2 separate regions of the Homo sapiens genome follow, and region 1 is linked to region 2. The links are chromatin loops, found by intact Hi-C in ENCODE. Cell type or tissue: heart right ventricle. All regions are shown on one strand. Each heading gives the region's core, and the rest is flanking DNA. Links, peaks and the distances in the headings are about the cores only. Region 1 overlaps ANO2 (anoctamin 2). Region 2 overlaps NTF3 (neurotrophin 3).

Evidence for each region. Hi-C counts contacts between places; a loop is a spot of excess contacts. Peaks named below come from ENCODE experiments on the same cell type or tissue, not always from the same donor. Only the 100,000 strongest peaks of a DNase experiment are listed, where the experiment ranks them.
Region 1: it touches region 2 in a loop (2.0-fold over the local background); 2 of 110 quality-filtered maps call a loop at or near these places.

The regions. Positions count from the first base shown.
Region 1 is chr12:5,562,444-5,570,776 of GRCh38, reverse strand. It overlaps ANO2 (anoctamin 2), which reads left to right. Exons shown (of 25, transcript NM_001364791.2): 24 at 5,114-5,219; 25 at 7,209-8,122. The coding sequence ends at 7,478. Among named protein-coding and RNA genes, the nearest start is that of NTF3, 130 kb to the right of the region's middle. In heart right ventricle, for the core only: no CTCF peak of the experiment used is centred there; a DNase peak (open chromatin) is centred at 3,596; H3K27me3 peaks cover 1,038 bases.
Region 2 is chr12:5,438,659-5,446,991 of GRCh38, reverse strand. The region is part of intron 1 of NTF3 (neurotrophin 3); the gene reads right to left. Among named protein-coding and RNA genes, the nearest start is that of NTF3, 11 kb to the right of the region's middle. In heart right ventricle, for the core only: a CTCF peak has its summit at 4,381 (motif pointing right); no DNase peak of the experiment used is centred there; H3K27me3 peaks cover 395 bases.

The DNA.
Region 1 (8,333 bases), core at 176-8,175, 120 kb before region 2:
ACTGGGGCTACTAAAATGTTTTTTACATGCCACTATTTGGAGTTGAGAAATGCATTTACTAGCTGATTCATTACATAACAAAAGCTCATTAAAAAGCTGTTACTGATCGTTGACTTCAGCACTGTCCCTGCCCACAGTGATTTTGTGTTGTGATGAATTGTGGCAGATGTCACTGTCACTAGTCACCCTGCAAGTGAGGACAGGATGAGGACATCTGAGCCCTGAGTCTCTCTCCTCTCTGTACCTCAGTTTTTTCATCTGTAAAAATGGAGACTTTGGAATAAAAAATCTTCAAAGATTCTTTTCTTTTTTTTTTTAAACTTCAGGTTTAATGACATGTCATTTATTAATCTAGTTCTACAAAAATTCTAAACATTACAGGTAACCACTCCACCTCTGTTTTGCCTCCACCCTAACCCCTGCCCAACCCCAGGCATCCTTCCAACAGTAATAGGGTGATACTTACGGGTGAATGTTCTCTAGGCATTTTTCTATGCATTAACATAGTATTAACTTGTAGGACTTTTAAGGTATTGTTTCATGGGTTTGTTTTATAATGAAATATATTTTGAGTTAATGGAAATCTTATTTAAGTCATGTACAAACTCAATTCAATCAATGTGAGTTTTCACAAAGTTAGAACAATCTAGATAAAATATTAACATAATTTTAAAGCTAAAACATAATGTTGATTTCTGTATCACTTTCATTTATTATATGAGTCTGTTCAAATTAACATAATTTTGCTCAGGAAAGCTTACTATAAAAATGTACTTGAATCAACTGTGTATTGCCATTAATTACATTCATCTTTTACCATTTTGAACTTTTTAATTGTAAAAGTAATTAATTTCATAGACACATATTGTGTATGTATATAAGAAGAAAAGTGTCACTTCTCAGCCCCCACCCCAGCTGTTCTATCCCAGAAGAAACTGTTGTGTTCATTTTCTGCAAAAGCTCCGGAAATCATATTCACCTAGATTGTCTTATTTAATTCTCACAGTGTCTTTCTTTAAAATGCAAGGTATACACACAAGCAGACACACACGCACACACATCTATTATTCACTCCTGGCTGGGATTGAGACAGCTCCTCTATGCTCAGCGCTGGGATACACATTTTGGGAGTTCCACTCTGTAGATCAGGGACCTAGGTTCGGAAATGGGGAATGACTTCCTCGGTCTCTTACAGGTAGTAAGTGGCGTAGCTGCTCCAGGTGCAGACTAGCTTTTTAGACAGGCTAGTTGTCTCATTATTGGAAGTCTCTCCTTATTAGAAAACTCAGGGGAACTCTCAAAATTTATGTTATTTAAGCCTCAAGGAAAATGAAGGAGGACTGGAGGGGTGAGGGTGAGATCCAGGAACATCCCTAAAATAATATGCTGGGGATAAAACTCTGCTTCTCTTTGGGGGCACGGCTGGCAGCTGCAGGAGTCTGACCAGTTGTGGGGGCTCACCCAGTGCTGGGGAACTCAGTGGGACTTTGGGAGGCCCGAGCTCCCCAAGCCATGGGAACGGGTCTGTTGTGGAGCTGTCTGGCAGCCTCCACCCACCAGCCAGCACTTGCCCATTTCATGCTATTTACCTGGACAGAGGTCCTGAGAGAAGCCCTGTATGGCTGTGCCCTTGGCTGACTCCTGATTTGCACTAAAACTTGCAGCATTTAGTGCTTACATGTTCAAAAATCCTTCTGGAAAGCTAGGAGGAACTGGAAGCCGTGATCTACATGCTCTGTCCTCTTTTAACAGAAAAGGTGTATTCCATAAGTAACCTCCAGTAAAAAGAGAAAGAATAGTTGCTATTTATTGGGTTCCTCTGATGGGCCAGATAGTGTGCGGAGCACTCGGCGTTGACCCTCCGTCTTCAGAACAACTCTGTGATGGAAAGTTCAGGCCCACTTTATAGATGAGAAAGCTGGGCATCAGAAGGTTAGGTAACTTGCAAGAGGACAGAGAACGACAGTGCTGGACAGGGCTTTCAACCCCTCACCTGCTACCTCCAAAGCACGAACTGTCGCCAGTGCTAAGCACTGGGTTTAGAAACAAAACACGCAGCATCACGGTGGTGGAAATTATTCGGTTGATTAGCCACTCTCTTTGGTGAACACTTCTATTCTTAAAGCTAATTGTCTCTTTGTTTAATTAGTGTCTTCTAAGTTACTCAGTGAAACATTTGATAAGCCCGACTTCTTAGGGTAAAATTTAAAAACAATTGTGAAATCTGAACTTACTGTTGGAATGTAAACAACGAGTCATTTACCTGGTGGTAGGGGCTTAGGAGAATCAAGGTTTTTCAAACTATGAGTCATGGTTCATTAGTGAATTATGAAATCACTTTAGTGGGTCATGATCGGCATTTTGAAGAATAGGGTGGGTTGGCCAGCACGGGCGGATCAGGAGGTCAGGAGATCGAGACCATCTTGGCTAACACAGTGAAACCACGTCTCTACTAAAAATACAAAAAATTAGCCGGGTGTGGTGGCGGGCGCCTGTAGTCCCAGCTGAGGGACTGAGGCTGAGGCAGGAGAATGGCGTGAACCTGGGAGGCGGAGGTTGCAGTGAGCCGAGATCACGTTCCTGCACTCCAGCCTGGGCGACAGAGCGAGACTCCATCTCAAAAAAAAAAAAAAAAAAAAAGCATAGGGTGGGTTAGGATCAGATAGAGTAGAATAGGAAAATACTAGTGCATTCTAGTGCATTGCACACAACAAAGTATGTTTTGTGTAATTTTTATTGCAGTCTGTGTATGTGCATGAATGTAAAATGTATTTCTCACTGTAGGTCATAGTTTTTATAAAGTTAGCTTTGGAAAGAAATGTGAACAGATGAATATTAAATTGCTCACTGTTCTTTTCTGTGGCATGGCTTACCATCAGTTCCTAACGGAGCTACACTTAGCCTATCTGCATCGAGCTATTTTCAAGTAGAGTTTTCTGAACAGATCTCTGTGTTAGTCTTTCTGCAGATCCTCAATTAGATGGATATGCTTGTTAAACTTAAAACATGTTTTAGACACTGAGGGAGGACAAAGTGACATTTCCAAAAGCTGGGGTGAGTTAATAGCAGAGGTGGAACCAGAATTAGATTATTTATGGATTCTTTTCAGACTGGAAAAAAGAGGGGTGAGCAGTGGCTCGCATACTGAGGTCAGTGAGCAGCTGTTCCTGCAGAGATGCAGCTAGAGAACAAGAGAAATGGACTTTCATTGTAGCAGTAGGGATTGGGCTGAACCCAGGGAAGGATTTCCCCATGGTAAGGAGTGTGCGTGTGTGCACACATGTGAGTGTGTGTATGTGTGTGTGGCACCCTTCTCTGGAGGTCTCTAGAAGAGTGAGATAAATTGCTGTTGCCATGGCGTCCTGTCTGGGGGCGACGGGAGGATAGGTGAGTCTGAGGTTTTTCCCACCCCAAGATGTTCTTATTCATTTAGCCACGCTCTCCCTCTCTGCCATCAGCAAGGATAATCTGGAGCTGGCCATGTTTCTGTCCTCAGCTGAGGACGGTTATGATGAATCCCGTGGTGCTCTGCTGGGCTGCAGTTAGCTTTGCTTTTCATCCGGATGTCAAACCAAGCTTGCGGCAGCTGTGATCAGCTGTTGGGAGAGGGGGAGTCGGGCAGGGAGAGGGTAGCTCCTGGCCTCCTGCCAAGCCCTAGTCGAGTCCCCAGTGTCCACCTCTCAGTTGTGTCTTTCTGTTGCTGATTCTATCACTGCGCTCTTTTTTATCTTTGTGTGTGCGTCTCTTTTTCTCTTCCTCTTTTTCTCTTCTCTTCTTCTCTCATCTCTCTTTGGACAATGGAAAACAAACTAGCTTTTGCATGGACCTTTTAGAGCAGCTAATTCATTTATGGCAGGAGAAGGGACCAAAGAGCACCTACTTGTGAATGTCCCCTAAACTGCGGTCACTGGTAAGATGCCCTGTGATAATGGGAAGAAAGCCTAGATTCAGCCAGACTCGCATTCCTACCCTGACTCCACCTTTACTGGTCACGAGACTCTGGCCACACACTTCAACTTCTCCAAGCCTCAGTTTCCTCCTGTGTTATGCTGGGGTAACAATGCCTGCCTGAGGATGTTGTCGTGAAGATGAAATGTGAAACCTTCCAGAAAAACCCTTTGCTCAGGGATTGACCCGGGCAGAGTCCCTACCTGCCTTCCTTGGCAGCCACTATCATTGCTTGGTGGCCTGACACCACCCACCTCTTTCTCTGGCCCAGGATGAGCAAAGATTTGTTGAATTCCATGGAGAAAACTGTTCCAGGAAGGGTCATAGTTCTGGTACCAGCCCCTTGTCATTTTTCCAGGCTTAGAAAAATGTGAGTCTGAGAAAATGAGCTAGTATTCACATGAATCATTCTGGGATGGGGGTGAAAAGGCAAGGGTGAGGGAAAACCCAAGGCTTCTCTATGGGTCTGAGAAAGAGGCATGAAATCACGTCAGGCATTAACATTTTGTAGTTTAAACCATGCAGACAGATCAGGAAGATGATTAGCAAAACAGAATACTGATCAACTGTGATGCTTAATGACCCTCCCATCCCAAATTCACTCAGCCTCCAGCTTGGTCTGGATCAGCCTTCTTTTTGGTTCAAGAATGCAGCCATGAAGCAAGGCCAGCCCCTCTAGTGGCCGTAGTCCTGAAGCATCTGGAAGGGGAAGAAGCCCAAGACTGCCTGCTGGTGTCTGCATCTTCCCCAACCCCCCCGGCTGCAGAGCACCATTCAGGGTGTCTGGGTCTCCCCTACCCACACAGAGGCCACAGGCTAGTGGGAGGCCCAGGTGGACCCACTGGCCTGGACTACCCTCAGATGCCCTGGGCTCCTTTGGGAGTTGATGCCTGACACCAAAGTAAGCTTTGGGAGCTATTGGAGAGGGTAGTAGAAATGTCTTTTTAGGACATTTCTAGGCTGACATTGGCTTTCTTGGACTTTAGTCCTTTTTGGAAATTTGTTGGTTAGGCCATAGATTCCCCCCACTTCCCCCTGCTTCTCAAGTCAATGCCAAGGGCATGCGTGCCTGATGCTCCAGCCAGCCCTCGAGGTTTCACCCAGAGAATGACCACCCTTTTCTCCATGCGCTCCTGATCTTAACACCACATTTCTCTTTGGGCAGGTTTAAGGATTACCGAGAGCCGCCATGGGCCCCGAACCCTTATGAGTTTTCGAAACAGTACTGGTTTATTCTGTCCGCCCGTCTGGCTTTTGTCATAATCTTCCAGGTGAGTTGCTGGGATAGGGAATAGCCCATTCGAATCCGGGCTGCAGGAGTAAGGACACTGCACTCATTGCTTGCACCTACCTCCAGGTTCCGGTGGTACTCTGTGACATAAGAAAGCTTCATGTGTGGCAGGCAGAAGTGAGGGCTCCTTTCCGGGTTGAAGCAGGAGGACTCTTGAGAGGGCTTTCTTTAATGGGTGGACTTTGCAGACAGAGGATAAAACACAGTGTAAGGTTACAAGACAGATGTGGAATAAGTTGCAGGGTGGAGATAGATTCCTGTTTAAACCTAAGGCAAAGAAAGGAAAAGGGCCATTGAAACCAGAGTCCCAGCCTGGGGCAGACAAACAGCCCCATCTCATCTCTGCAGCCATGAAAGAGCTCAGGTTTGGAACCTTTCTTCTTGCACTCTGGGCTCCCTCCTTTGTTAGTGTTGTTTTAGCCACTGAGACATCTGGTGAGAAGGGCCCCCAGAGCCATCGAGCCATCCCTGAATGAATAGCAAACTCGAGCCCAGTGATTCCTATCTGGGACAATAGCCACAGCTCCAATTGCATCGCTGAGATTCTCTGAGCTCGAGGGCCCCCAATTCCCACTCTGGGTGCCCCCGGTCTTCAAGCAGGGCTGGAGAACGAGCCCAGATCCTTTTCTCTTTGGCTCCCTCAGGCTTTTGTATTCCCTGAAGGCAGATCTCTGGGGGGCTCTAAAGTATCCTGCCCCCAGACCCCAGCCCAGAAAGTGGAGAAGCCCATCGGCTAGTCTTTCACCTAAAGAAGACAGCCATTCTTCCTCTGGAGAGATGGAGGCGATATGTTTGAATGATCGCTCAGACATCCCCTGCTGCCCCACCCCCAGGAGTCTCCTCACTTTCCCGTATGTCACATGTCACATTTCACTCACACAGGAAGGAGTGGATTCAGAGGAAGAGTGTGTGACTTGGTGAAGCAGCTCCCAAGCACCCAAGATGCCCAGGAGCCTCTGGAAGCAGCAGTTGGTCCCCAGTGTCTTCCCCTGAACCCCTAGGAACATGTAGGGTTCAAGGGCTCAGTCCCAGTCTCAGAGGGGAAAAGGCATGTGAGCGTGCAACTGGCAGCCAGGGAAGTGTATCACAATGGGAGGAGTGTGTTGGGTAAAGCTGGGTGAAGTGTGGCCTGGGGAAATGGATGGGAATCAGATGCATTCATTGAGCCATGCCAGGCATTGTTGTCCTATATTCATTCATTGAGACAGTAAGTGCTCTGGGGAAAAGGTAGTCCTAGCCTACTGTGTGCACCAGCAAAGGGATGTGGCTTAGCAGCCAGGAGGAAGTCCACTGCAAGTGTGTGCCAAAGCCTAGACCCAATCGGGGCAAGCTGGATGCAGGGGTTCCCAGACAGGCAGGGTTAGCCGAGGTGGCTGCAGTGACTGAGACCGGTATAAGGTGAATGTCAGCAGTGGGTTGGGTCAGTGAAGGCCCGAAGTCAAGGCAAAAACCTCAAGTCCGTCTCTAGTGTAGAGGATAGAGAGAGCCAGATGGAGGGAGGAGAGGAACAAGTGGCACCGTGACAGCCCAGGAGAAGCCACTGGGCTTTGTGACCACTTGCTAGAAAGCCACTTTCCATTTTCTAAAGCAGGGAGGGCCTGGAGGCTTAGAGGCCAAGAAGCAAGAACTGGACACATGGGAACACTCTGAAGATGGTGTGGGGGCACAAGTCCTGGGGAAGGGGAGAAGCAGTAACTACTACTGATGGAGTCCTGCTCTGTGCCAGGCACTGCGGCAGATGCTCCACATGTATGAACCCGTTTCATCCTGACAACCACTCCAGGGTAGGCAGTGTTTCCGCTCCATTTTATGGGTGAGGACACCAAGGTAGAGTTATGCTCACTGGTTGCGATCACTGGGCTGGTAAGTTGCAAAGCCAGGATTGACACAGAGGCATTCTGCTCCAGGGCCGCCACCTCCCCAGGCCGGGCCTCTCCAACTCAGCCCCTCTCTCCTTGGCTTTTTGCAGAACCTCGTGATGTTCCTGAGCGTCCTCGTGGACTGGATGATTCCAGACATCCCCACGGACATCAGCGACCAGATCAAGAAAGAGAAGAGCTTATTAGTGGATTTCTTCCTGAAAGAGGAGCATGAGAAGCTCAAGCTGATGGATGAGCCGGCTCTGAGGAGCCCAGGAGGTGGGGATCGAAGCAGGAGCCGGGCAGCCAGCTCAGCACCTTCAGGCCAAAGCCAGCTGGGCAGCATGATGTCGTCAGGCTCTCAGCACACCAATGTGTGAGCAGTTCAGCCTGCAGCAGAGGAGGGCACGGCAGCAGAGACACGCACATGCACGTAAGCATGTTCCTACACCCACATGGCGTGCTGTCTGTCTGCAGGGGCCTGGCTTGATGGGGTCTTGAAGAGGGGGCAGTGTGTAAAAAGAAAGAGCCTGACAGAATGAGTGTAGGAAGGAAGAGAAATGATGCTACATCTCAGAAACTTCAAGCTTAAGTTTCTTTTAGGTCCCCTTTTAAGCTGCATCCTTTTGAGGGATTGGAACCCCACTGGGGTCTCTCCACCCCAGAGTCTCAGGCACCGCGAGCATTCCCATGTACCCTGGGGCACCCTCTTGTACTTCACCATCATTTCTGACTTTGACCAGCTGTAAGAGAAATGCAGTCAGGAGCACAGCATCCCCTACTTACTATCACTACAAGAAAACTGAGTCACTTGCAGTGGGGCTGCCACAGTCTCAGCAGATGCAAATTAAGTTACAAGGCTGAATGGTGCAGCCGCTGGACCTGATAGTAAGGTGCAAAGGTCCAAACCTGGGCTTGTCTCCACTTCACGTCACAAAAACGTTTGGAGCTAAATGCAGATAACCATCATTTTATGAAAGTTCAGATTTAAAATAATAAAATAAATGGACACATTCTTTATAAAGATGCATCTGTTGTCTTTGGTGCCTTGTCTCTCTCTCCTTTCCTTTCTTTTCCTCTCCTCTCCTCTCCTCTCCTCTCATCTCCTCTCCTCTCGTCTCCTCTCCTCTCGTCTCCTCTCCTCTCGTCTCCTCTCCTCTCCTCTCCTCTCCTCTCCTTTCCTTTCCTATTTATTGAGCTTCTACTATGTGCCAGGCATTGTTCTCAGACTGGAG
Region 2 (8,333 bases), core at 299-8,298:
AGCCTGTCTCCACCCCGCTGCCCACCTCTGCAGATCATAGTTGTCTCACTACCTGGCCTGCTCTCTTCGGCTACCATCCGGTTCTCGCATCAGGTCGGCGTGGCTCATTCCAAGCATTATGTTGCTAAACTACACGTAGGTCACTCAGCAGTCTGGAGAATCCCAAGTCCAAAGCTCTTACCGAAGCATGCACTTAGCAATGGGTGCTAGACATCCGGCTCCAGCATGCCTGACAGCATACATAGTAATATCTTTTGCAAAAGTTGTAAATGAGAAACCCAGGGATTGCAATGATTCCATATGGTCCACTCTACAATTTGGGAATATATGGTTGGAAACTTAACTTTTTCAGGTCTTGATTTTTTTAGCCTCCTTCTCTGAACCTCTACTCCCTGGCTGTCCTGCAAGCCATGGCTTCCTAACAGGGAAATGGCAAGGAAGAGAACTACTATTTTCTCAATATAAAGGCCTGTTGGTTAAAGCATGTCCTCAGGTTGGGCCTCCTGGAAGGACCAGCCCAAGATTGCTGAATCCCACAGAACAGAGGGGATAGGCGCTTTCCTTCCCATTGAGCCATCAGTGCCAGAAATCAGCAGCCCTGATCATAGCTAACCCTAGAGGAGGGTATCTGGCTGATATGCAAATTACTGGGGAGAACCAGTGTAGGAAGTCTGATCATTCCAAGATCACAAACCACTTTGCATTATGAATGCATTATGCAAACTGTGCCCTCAAGTCTGGTATAATATCTGCCTCTGTGAGTTGTTGTGCCCTCAAGCCTGGTATAATATCTGCCTCTGTGAGTTGTTGGGGGAACTAAGGAGATGACACATATAAATAGGTGCCTGTAAGCCTGGTATATCTGCCTGGTATAATATCTGGTTCTGGGAGCTGTCAGGGGAACTACGATGACACATATAAATAGGTGTCTGCACCCTGTTACTGCCCTATGGATGCTGGTCTTTCTCCCTGCTGTTCCCCATCATTCATCCTCAATACACCCTTCAGCAGATGAGAGACGGTGAGTGCTTCAGAATCTGCTAAGAACCTGTCTTATCCTCCTAGCGTCCAATTTCTCAGGCAAATGCTGGATTTTTAGGGGATAGGAGGCCTTAGCCCATATTAGTTGAACATCCTTAGAAGAACTTCCTTAACTAAGTGAGGAGTTCTCAGCAAACTGAGGTGAGGATGGGACAGATATCATGGCAAAGCCGCCAAAAGGCAGGGAGGAGAGCAGAGTAGATTAGCAGTGTCAGCTAGTGGTTCTCAACGTGGCTGCACATTGCATTCACCTCGTGAGCTTCTGTCCCAACCCTAGACATTCAAATTTAATTGGCCTGAATGACATCCTGAGCAATCACTGTTAGCAAAAGTTAAAAGATCTCAAAATGCAAAGTGAGATTGGAATAGTCAGGACATGGGAGAGCAAAGACACTAGAGGTCCTCTTTGGCTCCCTTTGGCTTTGCCAAGGAGTATTCACACTCCCCAAGCAACTGGATGGCATGCCGGCTGTCCATCTGGGTCTCTGCCGCACACACTTTCCTTATACATGCTAAGCAATGTGGCCTTGAAAGAAATTATCCAGATATCCACTACTGACAAAAAAAATGTTCAGTAGCACTTGGTAATTTTCAGGAGACTTTAAAACTTTAAACACACACACACACACACACACACACACACACACACATACACACACACATCATTTAATCCAAGGAATCATCTATGGGTGGATCTGACGTCCAGAAATCTGGGACCCCTTCATATGCCCAAGAAACTTTATCATCTGTCCCTATTCCACGATGAGCCTATGAAAAGGTCTTCCATGCAAGCAGCCCTCTCTGGAGCAAGTCAATGCCACAGTTTCAGATTTTCTGGGATGTAATTTCAAAAGCCATCTTCTTTTTTGATCCTGAATGAAATCAAATTAGGATGGAAATGCATAGAAGAGGGAAAAAGTTTCAGAAGTCCTCCCCACTATCAACCACCCTAAAATATCAGATATTTTAATCCATGTGTCCAGAGACATTCTAATCAATGCATTACTCCCTGGCCTCCCAGGCTGAGATAATCGCCCCTGGAGCCAGTACTGGTCAAAGTAACCAGAGATCAAATCAGGCTTGCTGCGTTCCCTCTGCATCTCATGCATTCGTTTGCTCATTCATTAATTCTTCCATCAATCCAACCATCAGCCATTCCTTTCTTCATTGAACAACTCTTTATTCAGAGCCACACTGCAGCCGGAGGGATCTTTTTAAAAACAAAAGCTTAATTGTGCCCTCAGAGTTTTCCATAGTTCCCATGCCCCTGGGAAAAAAAAAGTAAGCTCCCAGTTGGCTCCCGCCCACCTCTCCACCATACTGGATATGGGATATATGGGATGTTCTCTGTTCATCCCCTCCCTGGGCTTCTTTCAGTTCTTTAAGTCCCTGCTTTCTCTCACCTTGGGGTCTCCTCCCACGGAACTTCTCTACCTGTAACTCTCCTCTACCCCATCTCCTCCTACTTTCACCAGTGATTACAAAACACATCTCAGGTCACCAGGAAGTTTCCTAGTTACTTCCCAGGGTTGTTTGGCTCCATATCTGTTGCTGGGGACTCCTGCTCTCTCTCCACATTTGTTGGTTTGGGGAGAATCTCCCTTTTATCTCTGCCCCAGCCCCTGCTCACGCTCTCTTTCTGTGGACAACAGTCACAGACATCAGCATACCACAGGAAAACACATAATCGACAATTGGAACATTTCTCCTATTCCTCAACATATTTTTTTGTCTTTGTCCAAAAGCTGACCGTCTCTAATGGTTCTATCCTTGACTGTGCCTCTGTCGAGCAGTCCCCAAAAGAATTAAGGAGACTTGCTGTAGACAGACAGTAACTTTATACAGCTGCCCCAAAAGAAGATGTAAACATGGAAGAGGGAACGGGAAGATGTATTCTTGATTCAGACAAGAGCCAAAAAGTAAAAGGGAAATGTCAGAGGATTACAGTGACGAGCTGAGGTCTCTCAACCTGTAACCCAATCCAAATTCAACTTGATTTCCTAGACATGCTAATAGACCACAGTCTAAAATATCTTTCTCTCTTGTACTCTCTCTCGCCTCTCCTCTCTCCCTTTCTTTTTTTTTCTCTCTCTCTCATGCACACACACACATCAAAAGGCAAGAATATGCAATAAACACCCTGGAGGTTTCCTTGGTGGTGGTTTAAATGCTAAGAAAGACAGAGAAAAAGAGACAAGGAGTAAAAGAGCTATAGAAAACAATCTTTTCCTCATTTTAATCCACAGCTACCAAAAGTCTCAAATACTCAAAGAAAACCTCCATAAAAACAATCATGGAATGAATTCTAATGTGAAGGAATCTTAGATTTGAGCTATGAACAATGCTAGAATACTAATACAATTTCTTTTGGGGTAGCTATCTTGGACGCAAAGCACCATGCACATATATTTTTGGAAGGAAAGTCCAGGAAAGCTCTGGAGAGGAGTGGCATGCAGAGGTTGCATGGAACATTTCCCCCCTTTGTATTTTAACAGCACCCAAAACTCCCCTGGGGAAATTCTCTCTCTCCTGCTGCATGTGGGGTCATCAGCACAGGGCCCTGCATCCAGGTATCCTTCCTGCATGGGATCCAATTGACTCTATTGCTCTTGACAAGCTGGAAACCAGGAAACCACCTCCCACTGCATCCAAGAGTGGTACATGATGCAGGGTCGGGGATGGGGGGGCCCTTACATGACAAGAAGACCAACAGCCTTGCTTTGAGGATGCGGAACCCAAGGCCCTGGGTCACAGGGCAGGACTGCCAGAAGCTGGACTAGACCTCAGGCCCTCCAGGTTCCTGAGTTTCCAGTTCATAGCCTGTCCCACAACATCGCGCAGCTCTTAGAAGCCTCTTCCTAAACACTGGGATTGCTAAAAGGAGACCCATATTGGTCTTTCCCAAATCCCCCAGCCTATAAGGGCTCCTCCTTCCTCCAAACTCCCAAAACCTCTGTAGTCCCTACCACCCAGATGCCTCTTACCAAATATCTACTGCCACATCCTGTAGTCTGCTTCTCTGCAAATCTACACTGTATTCGCAAGTAGACTGCAAGGCTGTTGAAGGTAAGGCCTTGCTTTGTATCTCTTGGTATCCCACACGGCACCTCGCACAGCGGCTAGCAAGACTCAGTGGCAGCAGAGTGGCCCCTTACAATAATACTTTGTAAACAGATACGGAAACCATCTGACAGATGTGCTATGTTTTTTGAAGGCTCCCTTCTAAATTCTAAAAAAATTACTAAATAGGACTCCACGTCTGTTTCTCCTGGTGTCCGGATCTATTAAAAACAGGATGAGAAAAAATAAATGCCTCCTTGAGCAGGAGGGACTCAGGACAGAAGTGGACAGTAGATGGCAGTCTGTTCCTGTGTCAGAAGTGGTCACAGAGACAATACATGCTGTATAATTAGAAAGGAAGTAGAAGCACAGCTTAGGGGCCTGAGGTGGACTCACCCCCACCATGCCACGAGCAGGGATACTTCTGAGAAGTACCCTGGTGAGCATGCACACCTACACCTCCCCAAGCCCCAACACCTGTACAACATGCGTGTTCCCCCGACTCTCCCCACAAGGACCAAGGGCTCCCATCACAATGGTCTCTGAGCATCCATCACCCTAGCCCTGGGAATTCAGGGACAAGAAAACCACTGTCATGTGGAAGCGGAGACCATTCCTGGACCCTCCAGCTTGCTCCTGAACCAAGAGGATTCTCAATCATGGTTTGTACTAAAAAACAACACCTGAAGTGGGAACCCTGTATTCCATCTTCCTTGCTTCCCTTGTTCTCCCTGGAGCACTATGATTGTAACCTGACTGCCTCCTTCACCAGTTTCCAGACCCCAAGGCCAGCAGCACTACATTCATCTCTGCATCTTCCCCAACATTTAGCACGTGACCACCAACAGACTGCTTAATGAATAATCTGTACACGTGTGTTTTGAGTTGCTTTCCGAGTGTCTAACGAGGAGTTATCCTAATGCGTATGCAATGACACCCGATTCCCTGTGACCAAGAGCCCCAATTTGCAGGAGAACTAAGCAGGCTAAGATGTGGGGAAGAAAGGTCTCTAAAAGGGAGTAAGAACAGCCTTTTCTGGCCACCAAGCGCTGAGCATTCATGACCTTAGCCTTGGGACAGGCCAAAAGGGGGATAAAGGTAACACTGTTTTGAAGCCCTGGCAAGGTGCACTGCCTCTCTGAGCCAAGTTCCTGGCACTGTCAAATCGCTGCTGCACATTCTGAGCTCACAATGGCTGGTCACGCATTCATTCACTCAACACATTCCTGTGGCTGTCGCTATTCAAGGTGGGGGACACAAAAATGAAAACAACAGATCCCTTTCTCTGTGAAGTCACATTCTAGGAATGCAAATTAAACACAGGCTGCTAAGTGGCATCAGGAGGCTGGGAAGGGAGCCTTAGGCTCTCTGGGGAAATGCAGGGAGGCTTCCCAGGTTAAGCAAATATCCCAGGTTAAGCAATGATTTTAATATCATTGATGATGATGGAGGGGTAAGCATTTGAAGCACAATATTTGTACAGAATATATCCTCCAATGCTATCTCCGATTCAAGAATAAACGTATCACTTGTACAGAACATTTCCCTCTATATTTAGGCCATTTGAGGTATCCCCTTCTCCATCCACGCATTTGTCCAGATTTTTCTACTAGCTCCCAATTCTCACAATTTAATTAATGATAAGTCAAGAAAGACCTTAGAGATAATCAAAGTCAGTAGCTCTTAATAGATGAGGAAGTGAGACCTAGTGTGGTTCGAGGACTTCCCAAAATTGTAATTAGCCTCTGTTGGAGTTAGAGGCGGGGTCTGATCTCTCTGCAGAGTTTGGGATCTCTCTGATTTAGCTTATTGAATTCAGCTACCCACAGACAACTTTAATCCCACATAAACCTCTCGCATACTCCCAACTTCCAATCCAAGATCCGCCACGAATCTGGCAAGCTTGTTTCTTCAGTGCTTCATAAACATGCACTCATCCGTATGTTCAATGACTTATCTGGCATCACATAACTTAATTTCCTCCTCCACCCCCTCCAAATCACTCTATGTAAGTCCTCTAGGCCAGCAGGGTTACCTGAAAATCCCAGGCATGGGCCACAGTGTGGGGCCGAGGGAGCAGCGGAGTCATGGAAGATGTGATCTGTCACACTGGTAGGGTCCTTGTGACCCTCTAGTGAGTCCAACTCCTCCCTTTTCCAGGAAAAGAGGCCCACGGAGGGAAAGTGATTTGCTTAAAGTCACACAGCTAGTCTGGGCTCTCTGCAGGGAGACTGTGGCAAGCTATTTAAGGTAGCCAGGTGGGTGTTAGGAGGACTGGGCTTCTTCCCCACCATGGGACACACCTGTTGGGAAAGCAGGTGATTTCTAGAGCTGTGTCTTCCTCTTGAACCCAGTGGAAGTACCTTATGAACCATTAGAAGCAGGTCCTCTAGATGTGGGATGAAACTAATCTCAGATTGAGAACTTGAAACAAACTCCCTGAGGGATCACTTAGAGCCAGAGAAGGATATTTTTAAATGCTGGGGTCTTAGATCTAGAAACAGAGGGAAGGGGGAAGTAAATTGCAAGAACCTGGCTATCAGTTTTTAAAAGGCTATATACTCCATATGAAGAAAAAAATTATCACCCTACACATGAAAGGTTATTTTAAGCAAAGTAAATACATAATTTTTGAGTACCTATGGTCTAATAGGCATTAGGTTAGTGTTCAACATTTATTTGTACATGCAAATATGTTTAAGCAACAGAACAAAGTCACCTGTCCTTAACTGTCTTGATGATGTATATGTGGTAGTGATGGTGAGGAAATCAGTGGAGGAAGAAGGAATGAGCCTTTAGTCACAATCTTCAAACAGGGCAACATCCACCCCAAGAACCTGTTTGGCTTCTCTATTTCTGGTACTGCCCAGAGAATGGTGTGCAGTGGCAAATCCTCAGCTGGAGGGCTCTACAGCTGCTCTGCTCTGCATCAAACACAGCCTGGGGACCTCAGTCTTTAGCAGTGACCCCTGCCCCCCAACCTCCCAGCAAGAAACCTACCTTAACTTTGGCCCCAGTCTAAATGGTGTGAGTTCCCTAGCCTATCAAAGAAAGCCATCTTCCAAATTCTAAAGATACCTCATGCTCTCCATTCATATTCTTTTTCACTTTGATTCTGTGCAATTCCAGGACTCAAGAATGCTGGGACCTACCACCTCTCGTGGGCGTGTGGATCAAAACCAGATGTCCAGCTCCAATTTTATAGAGTTTACAAGGAGGCAATTGTGGCTTAAATCAATATCCGTATTCTGTAAGGGCAGGTTCCCTTGTCAACAGAACAAGAAGTAAAGGGAGAGGGCCAATGGAGGCTGAGACAGATCTGACACATGCTTGCCAGCAGGTGGCTAGAAAACCTAAACATTTGTCTTGCACATGACAAGGAGGCTTCCGGGGGCAGGGAGCAGGTTACCCTATGGGGTGACCAACTTTGCAGAAGAAGATGGACCCAGCTCCCATCTGGATGACATCACAGACATAAAAAACAGAATCTGACTAGCAGGTGATGGGCTTGGGATGCCACAGACTTCAGGCTGGAAAGCCAAGAACATCAGCATACCCCTTAACCTCACATAACCTCAGTACCCCCATCTGTAAATGAGATTATTTTGAGTACTGAGATAATGCCATGTAATAGCTGTAAAAATGCCTGGCACCCAGTAAGTACTCTAATATTAACTGTCATCATCATCATCATCCATCATCTTAAAGATGGATGCTTACCTTAGTCAGAGACATTGCCACTGAAAGACATTCACGTGGAAGCTGAATGATTAGCATCAGACCTACCAGAAAGCCAAATCCCACCCCTTTCAGCTCTGCACACCCTGTGTAGGCTAAGCCAATGTTTAGAGCATTCTTGGCCAAAAGGAAACACTCTGGCAAATTTTTTGCACGCTTTTCTGCCTTTGACTCAGCCATTCCCCAAAGATAAAAACAGGAGCTCGTTAAGGGCGTGCCAGGGTGCACTCCAAGTGAGGTAATTAGCACTGATTAGGTAGGAGGATGTGGCTACTGTGGAATCCTACAGTGACAGGGCTGGAATGGGACTGGGAGATCTTCTAATTCAAGCCCTTCATTTACAGATGGCAAAGTCATGTCCTACAGAGAATGTCCAGGGTCACACAGTAGCAGCTAATTAGTGACAGAGCCCAGTCACTGAACCTGGTCCTTCACTTCTAAGTCAGGCAGCTACCTGCTGCCTCAGGCTACTGAAGGTCACCCTGGCCTGGGCT